2 separate regions of the Homo sapiens genome follow, and region 2 is linked to region 1. A link is a contact called in ENCODE Hi-C data. All regions are on one chromosome and are shown on one strand. The core of a region is the stretch at or near the end of the contact, and the rest is flanking DNA. Distances in the headings are between cores, read along the strand shown. Region 1 has its middle 110 kb from the start of SORBS2. Region 2 overlaps LOC124900830 (a long non-coding RNA gene).

Evidence for each region. A loop is a pair of places that touch in the nucleus more often than their neighbours do. Pooled maps may share reads with other maps.
Region 2: a map of heart right ventricle shows a loop between it and region 1 (2.0-fold over the local background). The contact joins two enhancer-like sites. A Hi-C loop is called at or near these places in 9 of 168 maps with a recorded cell type or tissue (Right ventricle myocardium inferior, cardiac septum, heart left ventricle and 3 more) and 1 of 50 pooled maps.

Annotation. Positions count from the first base shown.
Region 1 is chr4:185,923,635-185,928,582 of GRCh38, forward strand. It overlaps a transcript of SORBS2 not described here. Among named protein-coding and RNA genes, the nearest start is that of SORBS2, 110 kb to the left of the region's middle. Within about 2 kb of position 2,506, at least 3 of the 41 ENCODE cell types and tissues checked have a DNase peak (open chromatin) inside an H3K27ac peak, as active enhancers do; they include heart left ventricle and heart right ventricle, where a contact is called at or near this core.
Region 2 is chr4:185,997,733-186,002,560 of GRCh38, forward strand. All of the region lies in intron 2 of LOC124900830 (a long non-coding RNA gene), which reads right to left. Among named protein-coding and RNA genes, the nearest start is that of TLR3, 69 kb to the right of the region's middle. Within about 2 kb of position 1,723, at least 4 of the 41 ENCODE cell types and tissues checked have a DNase peak (open chromatin) inside an H3K27ac peak, as active enhancers do; they include heart left ventricle and heart right ventricle, where a contact is called at or near this core.

The sequences.
Region 1 (4,948 bases), core at 1,256-3,755:
AACTCCACTTGCAATCTGATTGGCAATGAGCATTCGTTTGCACGTGATGATTACTCTGGAAGTGTAAGCTCTACCCCCTACATTTGTAAATGAAAAAGACACAAAAGGAGAGAAACACTTCTACACGACCTCCTTCCTTAGATACAGTATCAGGGTTCTAACATTAACTTCTTACATTTAAAAAAAAATTCTGAAATTTATTTAAAAGAACTAAAGAAGAAAAATATGTCTCTTATTTCCTTGGATACTTTCCTGAATACTAAAATCAGTTAATTTTCAAGACAAGAATTGTTAAAAGACGCTCAATCAATAAATGACCATTCCTTTGCGATGTGTATTACTCCACTAGAATGGAAGCAGCATGAAAGCAGATATCTGTCTCATCTGTTTTGCTCTTTATCTCCAGGTGGTACAGCAGAGCCAGGAACCCAGGAGGTCACAGTCAATATTTGTGACATGAATGAATGAGTGAAATGAGTACATGAACAGGTTGAGTGGTCTGTGAGTGTGAGGATAGATATACAGAGGTACAGAAGATGCTCTCCTGCCTTCAGGGAGCTTGCAGTCAGCCTCAAGAGACACAATTTACAAGAAAAGACGAGTAGTCCACACTGCCAGGGAGTGAGTGGGTGGTGTCCATTAGAGCACAAGGAGGGAGCCTGCCTTAGAAGTTTGGGGAAGCAAAAGTTCACCGTGGGGCCAGAAACCTCACTTCGTTATAGGAGTTAATAAGAAATTATTTTAGGCAGATACGAAAAAGGGTCCTTGCCAAGTTTTTGTTTCTTTTAAAGTAGCTCAAGAAACATTTCTTGCCTAGCAGAAAAGCCCCCACCGGCAAGCTTTGATATGCAAATGTACGCCATTAGAAACTGGGTCCACCCAAACAAGGCAATACCCGCTGTCTTTTCCTGGTGCCCACAAGTGCCTGGCAACATGGCTGCCCCACATAACCCCACGTGTGTAGAACATCATGGCGCCCTGCATTTGCATATTAAAAGACTAGGGTGGGAGGGCCAGTTATTTCACGGGCTATGTGAATGACATGCCTGGTCAAACCAATCCCCTGTGCCCTATGCAAATCAGACACCGCCTCCTCCAGACTCCTCATATAAGCAGCCACTTTGCTGCCGCACAGCGAGTTTTCTCTTTGTTCCAATCCCCACTCCCTCCGTCTCTATACTGGGGAGCTGTTTTCTTCTTCCTTCCTTCTTTCTTGCCTATTAAACTTTTCGCTCCATGAAACCACTCCATGTGTGTCCGTGTCATTAATCCTATCGGCGTGAGACCAAGAACCCTGGTGTTCCTCCAGTCATCCGAGTCGTATCAACTTGTTCCCACCCCAAAAATCACTCTGACAAGGCTTTTCAGTGAATACACGCAGCATTAAAACAATGGCCATATTCAAGCCAAAAAGTTGCCACTGATTGAGTTTATATGAATGTTGAGACCAAAAACACAAAAACAGCTTGCCATGATATAAGACAATGGTTTTGTTTGCATCTATGACATTCTCATTGTTATATTATTACTTAATATTCTGATAAACTGTGTGATTTGCTGAGGCCACTTTGGACTTTTTCCCTAAAACAGTCATTCTTCTTTTTGAGAATATATCCTCTAATGCCACTGGTCCTTAAATATGTACATGTACAGCTGGGTTTAAAATTGATAAACGCATTGTCTTAGAGTCCTAGCCCTAGAGGCAGAATAGGATGTGGTGGGTGGTCAGAATTATAATTAGTGCAAGAAAGGGACACATTTTACAAAATAGCACATTTTTTTTCTAATTTTAAGGATGAAAGTACTCAATGGATAACTGAAAAACACAGAAATATATTTTTAAAACGCATCTCCCCCCAGAGAGAACCATTATAACTTTTGCTTGCATTCTTAGTGTCATAGTCGCATATTCAAAATATGTATGAGACGCGTATATTTGTTCATGTCTATTTAAAAAGATACATTTTGGAAATATATGATGATGACTGTTAAATGTCAGACATTATTTACTCACTCTACACATTTCGCTGAGTGACAACTGTCAGCATCTGCACTGTATCGGTAGGCATGGGGGAGGTGGCTGGAGAAGAAAGCACACAAGATTACCTCCTCTCAGAGTTACGATCCCATGGGTCAAGCAGGTATTAGGCCCAAATGAAATTTTAATTACAAAACATATATGCAATATAGAGTCCGGGTGCAGGGTGACAGGGCGCTATAAGAAAGAACTAACTAGGGACTCAATCCATATCACAGAGCATAGAAGTCTCCTCTGGCAAGACAGGACTTAAGCTGAGAGGTCAAAGATAAGAAGGCAATTTCTTTGATGGAAGGGAGGAGCGCTGTGTGGGAGCGAAGGATTCCAGACACAGGGAACAGCACACACAGACTCGGAGGAGCCACACTACCCTTCCTGGAGTGCAGACAGCGAGGTGGAGAGTAAGCTGAAACAGAGCTGGAGAGCAAGGACTGCGCTATAACCGCGCTATGTGCCAGGCTTGGGATCTCACGTGAAACAAATGGAGGACCTGATGGCTTTTAAGCACAGGAGTGGGCGTGGTCTAATTTGCATTTTGAAAATGACTGCCCTGGCTGCAATGCCAAGAGGGCCGTGGTAAGAGGCTACAGCATAGTTTCCAGGCAAGAAGGCATGGTCTCTCGAACTAGCGTGGTGGCGGCACGGGTAGAGGAAAGTGGATGAGTTTAGGCTGAGTCCTGGAGGCGGTGCCTTGTCGCCTACAGACTATGGGGCTGTATTAGGGAGACAAAAAAGGAGATAGGGGAATTGGACAATTTTTGGTATCTGGCATGATCATCTCGGAGGTGATGGAAACACTCATATATAAATGATGGGAGGACATCTAGTTGGAAAGCGTTTCGTTTTGGACGTGTTGATTTGAAATGTTCAAGTTGTGGTTTTGTTTTTTTTTTAATGGCAATGTAGAATTCTATTATAAAAGCCAATTTTTAAAACACAAGTATACTACTTCTGGAGCACAGTTTGTTTATATTTTATATTAGTATAATTTAAATATTGTTCTGATAAACATCCTTATAGATTTACCTTTGCCCATATCTCTGTTTACTTAGGAAACATGCGAGGTTAATTGACATATTTAAAAGCTTTTTGATGTGGCACAAGGATCTTTATTTCTAAGAAAGTGACTTTCATCATCACTTTAGAGCACACGGGCTCCCCTTACAGACTCATCCATTGCTGACCCTGACATTAATTCTATCAACTAATCCTAATCACAAATAAGCAATCCTTAACCAGCAGAAGAAACCTAGGATAGCTCTATATAAGCCACAAGCCAAGGAAAAGTTGAACAAAGAGGATTTTACGGTTCTTTACTTTCCTCCTTCTTATTGAACTGCCATGCTATTATAAAATCAAGTCAATTTTATATGTGATATATATGAAATATGATACCACATATTATATAATATATATTACACATTGTCATATATATGTGAATATTATATGTATATAAAATATATTCTTACATACAACAATACATTTACATACATAAGGTATACATATTATATATAATATTATACATATTATATATGTGTATATATAATTTTTGTTTGGTTTTCCTAACTTATAAAAAAATTTTGAGCACTCAGTCCTTTTTTTTATTTTTTATTTTACTTTAAGTTCTGGGATACATGTGCAGAACATGTAGGTTTGGTACATAAGTATACACATGCCATGGCGGTTTGCTGCACCTATCAATCTGTCACCTAGGTTTTAAGCCCCACATGCATTAGGTATTTGTCCTAATGCTCTCCCTCCCCTTGCCCCCCACCCCCTGACAGGCCCCTGTGTGATATTCCACTCCCCGTGTCCATGTATGCTCATTGTTCAACTCCCAGTTATGAGTGAGGACATGTGGTATTTGGTTTTCTGTTCCTGTGTTAGTTTGCTGAGAGAGCACTCAGTTCTTAACCAAAGGCTCCTAATTAAGTATTAGTCAAAATTCCATTACATCTTAATTTGAAAACTACATATATTTAGTTACAAAATAAAAGCCCAATTACTTCAATTACCTATATTGATGAAATAAAGTTAAGTTTATATGTCATTTCTACTATTCTTTCCTTAAGTGGTTTAATTTGTCAAATATGTCATCTTTTCCCAAAAATGAATCTTGATTAATTTTGACAGTTTTTCTTTTCAAAGCCCTTATAGGTACTGTTGTTATATGGTGAACACTCAAGGGATACACAAGTCCTATCATTTTCATCACCAACACGGACTTCTGATTTGTTTTATTTGATATGTCACCTTGTTGATTTAACATAAATTGTTTTATTTTCTTAATTTCTGAAAAATACTCATATTGCTGGTTTGTTTTCACTGAAGGCCTCCTGTCCATTTTTTCCCTTCTGCTTTATCAAAAAGGACTGAGGTCTCAAATGACCCATGAGAATATTTAAGTCACTTATAGAGGGCAAGAAGAAGCATAGAAAAAAAAATATTTCTGGCTGGGGGCAGTGGCTCACACCTGTAATTTCATCACTTTGGGGGACCAAAGTGGAAGGATTCCTTGAGCCAAGGAGTTCAATACCAGCCTGGGCAACATAGAGAGATCCTGTCTCTATAAAAAATAAAAATTATTTGGGAGTGGTGGTATGTGCCTGTGGTCCCAGCTCATTGGGAGGCTGAGGCGGGAGGATCACTTGAGCCCAGGAGTCTGAGGCTGCAGTGAGCTATGACCCTGTTGTTGCACTCCAGCCTGAGTGGCAGAGCAAGACCCCATCTCAAAAAGAAAAAAAGAAAACATATTTCTTCTTTGTCTAACTCCCTGAACAAAGAGAAAAACTACTTTATAGACAGGTCTTGAGCACTGCGGGAGAGTCAGGCACGTGGGGCCCCAGTATCTCATGGATTTCATGTATAAGAAGCTTCTTCTTCTTTTTTTTGAGACGGAGTTTTGCTCTG
Region 2 (4,828 bases), core at 473-2,972, 73 kb after region 1:
GTGGGAAGTGCAGGCTGGCAAAGAACACGTTCCTCCCATCTGGTTAGGACATCGTCTTCTGCATGATGGGAACCGGGTCAGAGGCACCTGCGTCTACCAGCTCGGGTGAAGGGAGAGGGTCGAGAAGTGCATGCTCAGTGTTTTAAGGCCCTGGTTCAGAGTGGCAGATGTCACTTCCACTCAAACTCCAGTGGCTGGAACTCAGTCACAAGGCCACCACTCTCTCCATGGAAAGTTCAGAAACATCATCCTGGAAGCCCAGCCGCAAGTCAAGGATCAGCACAGTGTTTGCGTAGTGTGAAGCCAATCTGGTAACTAGCCGTGTCCAGCTCAGACCCCTCCAGTGTCACCCGATATCTGTGTGTGCTCTTATCCCACGCACAGACACACGAGGCACATGTGCCGCCCTCCACGGGGAGCCCCCAGAGTCCCCTCTGCATTTCCCCCAGCCCAAGGTCTAGGTTGCTGCAGTATCGGTATTGGAGGATTTTTTTTTCTTTTTGAGACAGAGTCTCGCTCTGTCTCCCAGGCTGCAGTGCAATGGTATGATCTCGGCTCACTGCAACTTCTGCCTCCCGGGTTCAAGTGATTCTCCTGCTTCAGCCTCCCAAGTAGCTGGGATTATAGGTGTCCACACCTGGCTAATTTTTTGTATTTTTAGTAGAGACAGGGTTTTGCCATGTTGGCCAGACTGGTCTTGAACTCCTGACCTCAGGTGATCCACCCACCTCGGCTTCCCAGAGTGCTGGGATTACAGGAGTGAGCCACCACGCCTGGCCTGGAGGGTCTTTTTGGTCTGGTCCAGAGGTAGCGGCTCACTGCCCAGTGGCCTCCAGCTAAAGGGCCAGTTGTCTATGTCCCTCCCACTCACAACCACAGTGGTGGAGCTGGAACAGCACATCTGCAGGGAAGACCTGGTTGGGACAAGGGAAGAGCAAAGGGAGGAGCAAAGGGCGGATCTCTGATGGTCCCCAGCTGGGCAGGAGTTGCTCACGCCCCACCCTGCCCCTGAGCGTGTCCTTGGACACTTCCCCCCACTGCGGCTGGCTCTGCGCCTCCCGGAGTCACCCTTGATCACCATCTCCCATGAATCTAGCTATGACAGCTGGCTTCACCTTTTGGAAAGGGTCTTCTCTATGCATTGTGTCCACACCCATATCCAAAGTGGAGTGGGGCTAATTGCTTGCTTAGGTTTCAAGTAGTCACAAGCATTTGTAAACCAGGTTTGTGGTTTTTAAAAATTTTGTGGGCTTCTTCGTGTGTTTATTTTCTTTCACTGAGTCCCAGGTTCCAGAAACCGCGCACAGAACTCCAGCCTGCACATAGTTCTCAGGCCTGCCTGATGGCCTGGCTTTTGGGATCCATCCCTCTCTTTATTGTAAAGGCACCAGTTCTGAGGCCATGGGAAACAGTGAGCTTATAGGTAGAGGTAACACCCCTAATCGGATCTTTTTGGCTTTGGCTTAACAGTAGGCCTTTAAGAAAGGCTCTGAAAACCAAGTTATGTATCTACTGCCATTGAGAGCACAGAAGCAGGAGGGATTTCTAGCCCCAGCCCCATCTGCTTTCTTCCATCTCTGCTTTAGAAGGAGCTAGTTCTTGCCTGTGTTTATTTATCTTGTAAAACCTCCCTAACGCAGCGAGGTCGAGCAACACAGATCCACACTCTGGCACCACGGCTCCGGGTTTGGTCGGTACACGTTGTCTGCCTCTCAGGTTATCACAGGGCACAGTCTTCCAAACATTTCACTCACAGGGCACAGTCTTCCAAACATTTCACTCACAGGGCACAGTCTTCCAAACATTTCACTCACAGGGGACAGTCTTCCAAACGTTTCACTCACAGGGCACAGTCTTGCAAACATTTCACTCACAGGGCACAGTCTTCCAAACGTTTCACTCACAGGGCACAGTCTTCCAAACGTTTCACTCACAGGGGACAGTATTCCAAACGTTTCACTCACAGGGCACAGTCTTCCAAACGTTTCACTCACAGGGCACAGTCTTGCAAACGTTTCACTCACAGGGCACAGTCTTGCAAACGTTTCACTCACAGGGCACAGTCTTCCAAACGTTTCACTCACAGGGCACAGTCTTCCAAACGTTTCACTCACAGGGCACAGTCTTGCAAACGTTTCACTCACAGGGCACAGTCTTGCAAACGTTTCACTCACAGGGCACAGTCTTGCAAACGTTTCACTCACAGGGGACAGTATTCCAAACGTTTCACTCACAGGGGACAGTATTCCAAACGTTTCACTCACAGGGGACAGTATTCCAAACGTTTCACTCACAGGGGACAGTATTCCAAACGTTTCACTCACAGGGCACAGTCTTCCAAACGTTTCACTCACAGGGCACAGTCTTCCAAACGTTTCACTCACAGGGGACAGTCTTGCAAACATTTCCCCGCGCATAACAAGGCTCACTGGTTCCCTACCCTGAAATAAACATGCCTTCCTCTGCTGCCTCCTGGCCGCTTACTCAGTGGACAGGTTCTAGGTCCTGTTGTGTCAGCATCCGAGTTGCAGGTGGTGGTTCTGGCTCTATCAGTTGCAGGGAAACTAAGCTGCCGATATAAAGAGGTACCATGATACCCCGAGTTAAAATAGGGTGACGTGTAATTCACTTGGACAGCGAAAGGGAATGCCATTTAAAATGATGCCAAGACAACAGACGTAAAACAAATTGAAACCATGTTCATGCTATTTAAAAACCAACGTTTCTTTCACTGTCACGTAAGCGCACTGCGGTGAGGGGTCTGAATTGACGGTGTGGCCCTCTCCATGGGGGCATTCCAGGGAACCAGCTCCTTCCATCTTCTTTTCCTCCATTCCCTGGGGTGTTTTCCCCAGGGTCCAATAGGACCTCAGCATTTTAGAGAGAGACAGACAGAAAGTATGGAAGGGTGCTTGCCCGATACTTGAAGGCCAGGACCGGGAGTGGCAAACATCACTTTATTCTCATGTCATTGGTGAGAACCGTTGCATCGGTTCTGCAAGGATGACTTGGAAATGTGGTATCTGACTGGGCAGCCATGGGCCCAGCAACAAGGGTGGTTGCTCTGGAGTAAAGGGAGGGAGGTTTAGCTGGATATCCAGAGTCCTCCATCAGGAACTCTTTCCTCATTTGTAATTTAAGGATAAAATACCCAGAGTCTGTAGGCTTTCATAACTTCCTTCAGATGGTATCTACATGTTTATTAACTTCATTCACTCATTAAAGAACCCGGCTTGGAAGTCTCCAGGGCCTGAAGCTTTAACCTAACTTTTGACATATGTGGGCTTCCATCATTACTTTTCCTATTCATGCTTAGTTTTGTAGTATTTCGGTAGTGTACTATTTTTTATACAAATTGACCTCCCTCTTTCTGTAAGCACTGACATTATTCTCAATTATTAAATGGTACAGCCTTTATCATTATATTAGTCAGAGATTCCCAACTTTGCTTATCAAAGAAAAATTATTTTTTATCCTTCTCTTTTCGTTAATTCCTTAACTATATGTTCATATTTTCCCTGATTGTGCCTAAGACTTGAGCTACTGTCTTAAGAGCAGTCAGCATCCAAGTGTTCTCTGTAGTATTTTATTGCTTGGAAAAATGTTACTGAATCTTACCTAACAAGAATAATGATTAAATAGTTTTGCTTCCTTTTTTGGTGGCAATGCAAACACCTCTTTTGGTGGTGGACTCCAGCCCTTCTTTGTGCCCGGCGGCGATGACGGCTGATCGGACTCTTCCCTTCCCTGGGAATGAGTTTCCCACCGCTTTTCACTGCTCACATCATTAACTTTGGTGCTTAGGGATTTACTAATTGAAGCCTTGACAATCTCCTACTGTTAGAGAGGCTTGGTTTGGCAAAACAACTTGGAGGCTGTTTTCACCAAAGAAGGATGACTTATGTGCTCATCATACACAGAAGGTGCTGGGTCTCAGCCCTTAGTACTTCTCAATCCTTCAACATTCCACATTTCAAATCCAGTATTAAGAATATAAGTCCCCACTGTCCCCCGAAATCTTGGGGTAAGTAAGTGCGGAGCAATCGCCTGCTTCGAGATGCTTTTTCCCAGTTGTTTATCTTCTCTAGGGCACGTTACCTAGCCTTGAAGTCAATTAACTCTTCCAGAAAGCTAGCATAGCATTTCGACTGGGCCACCACTGCAGTGGCCTGAAAGAGTCACTGTGCTTTATAAAAGTTAGGAGTTTTAGAAGAAGATAGCTGGGGGAATTTGTCTCACTGTGGGATCAATCGCTGAGTGAGATAATTCTCTTTGCATAAAAACTGCCTTGAGGTGAAAATGTCAACGTATGAATGTACTGTGCAAACATGAATTTATGAAAGGACTAAGTGTGAAATGAACAATTAATTAATGACTGAAGGTTGAAGGGCTCGTTTTACGCACAGATGACAGTGGTTGTGAAGATGACACCGGAACATGCACTTCCGACTGGGCTGTTGTATTTCCACGAAACACTATCAGAAGGACGATGGAGCTTTCTTCTTCTTTTCGGATTTTCCTAATACAGTATGTAAAAATAAAGCCTTTCATGGGAATTAAAATGAAAGAGTCCTTTCAGAGTCCCAAAAACACTACCCAAACCCTGCCAAGATTAATACGGTCAAACTTTCCATGAAAAGCATAATTTCATGGGAGTTAGACTTGTTCAGATGTGTACAAAAAATACCTGTTGAGAACTCCTTTCTGATCAAAACACCATATGAAGGTAAATTTGGTTGATCATATCACACCATTCATATTACCTTTGGTGTTGCTATGATAGCTTTTGTCCATGTCAAAGGTTGAAGTTTTGTTTTTTCTAGTTTAA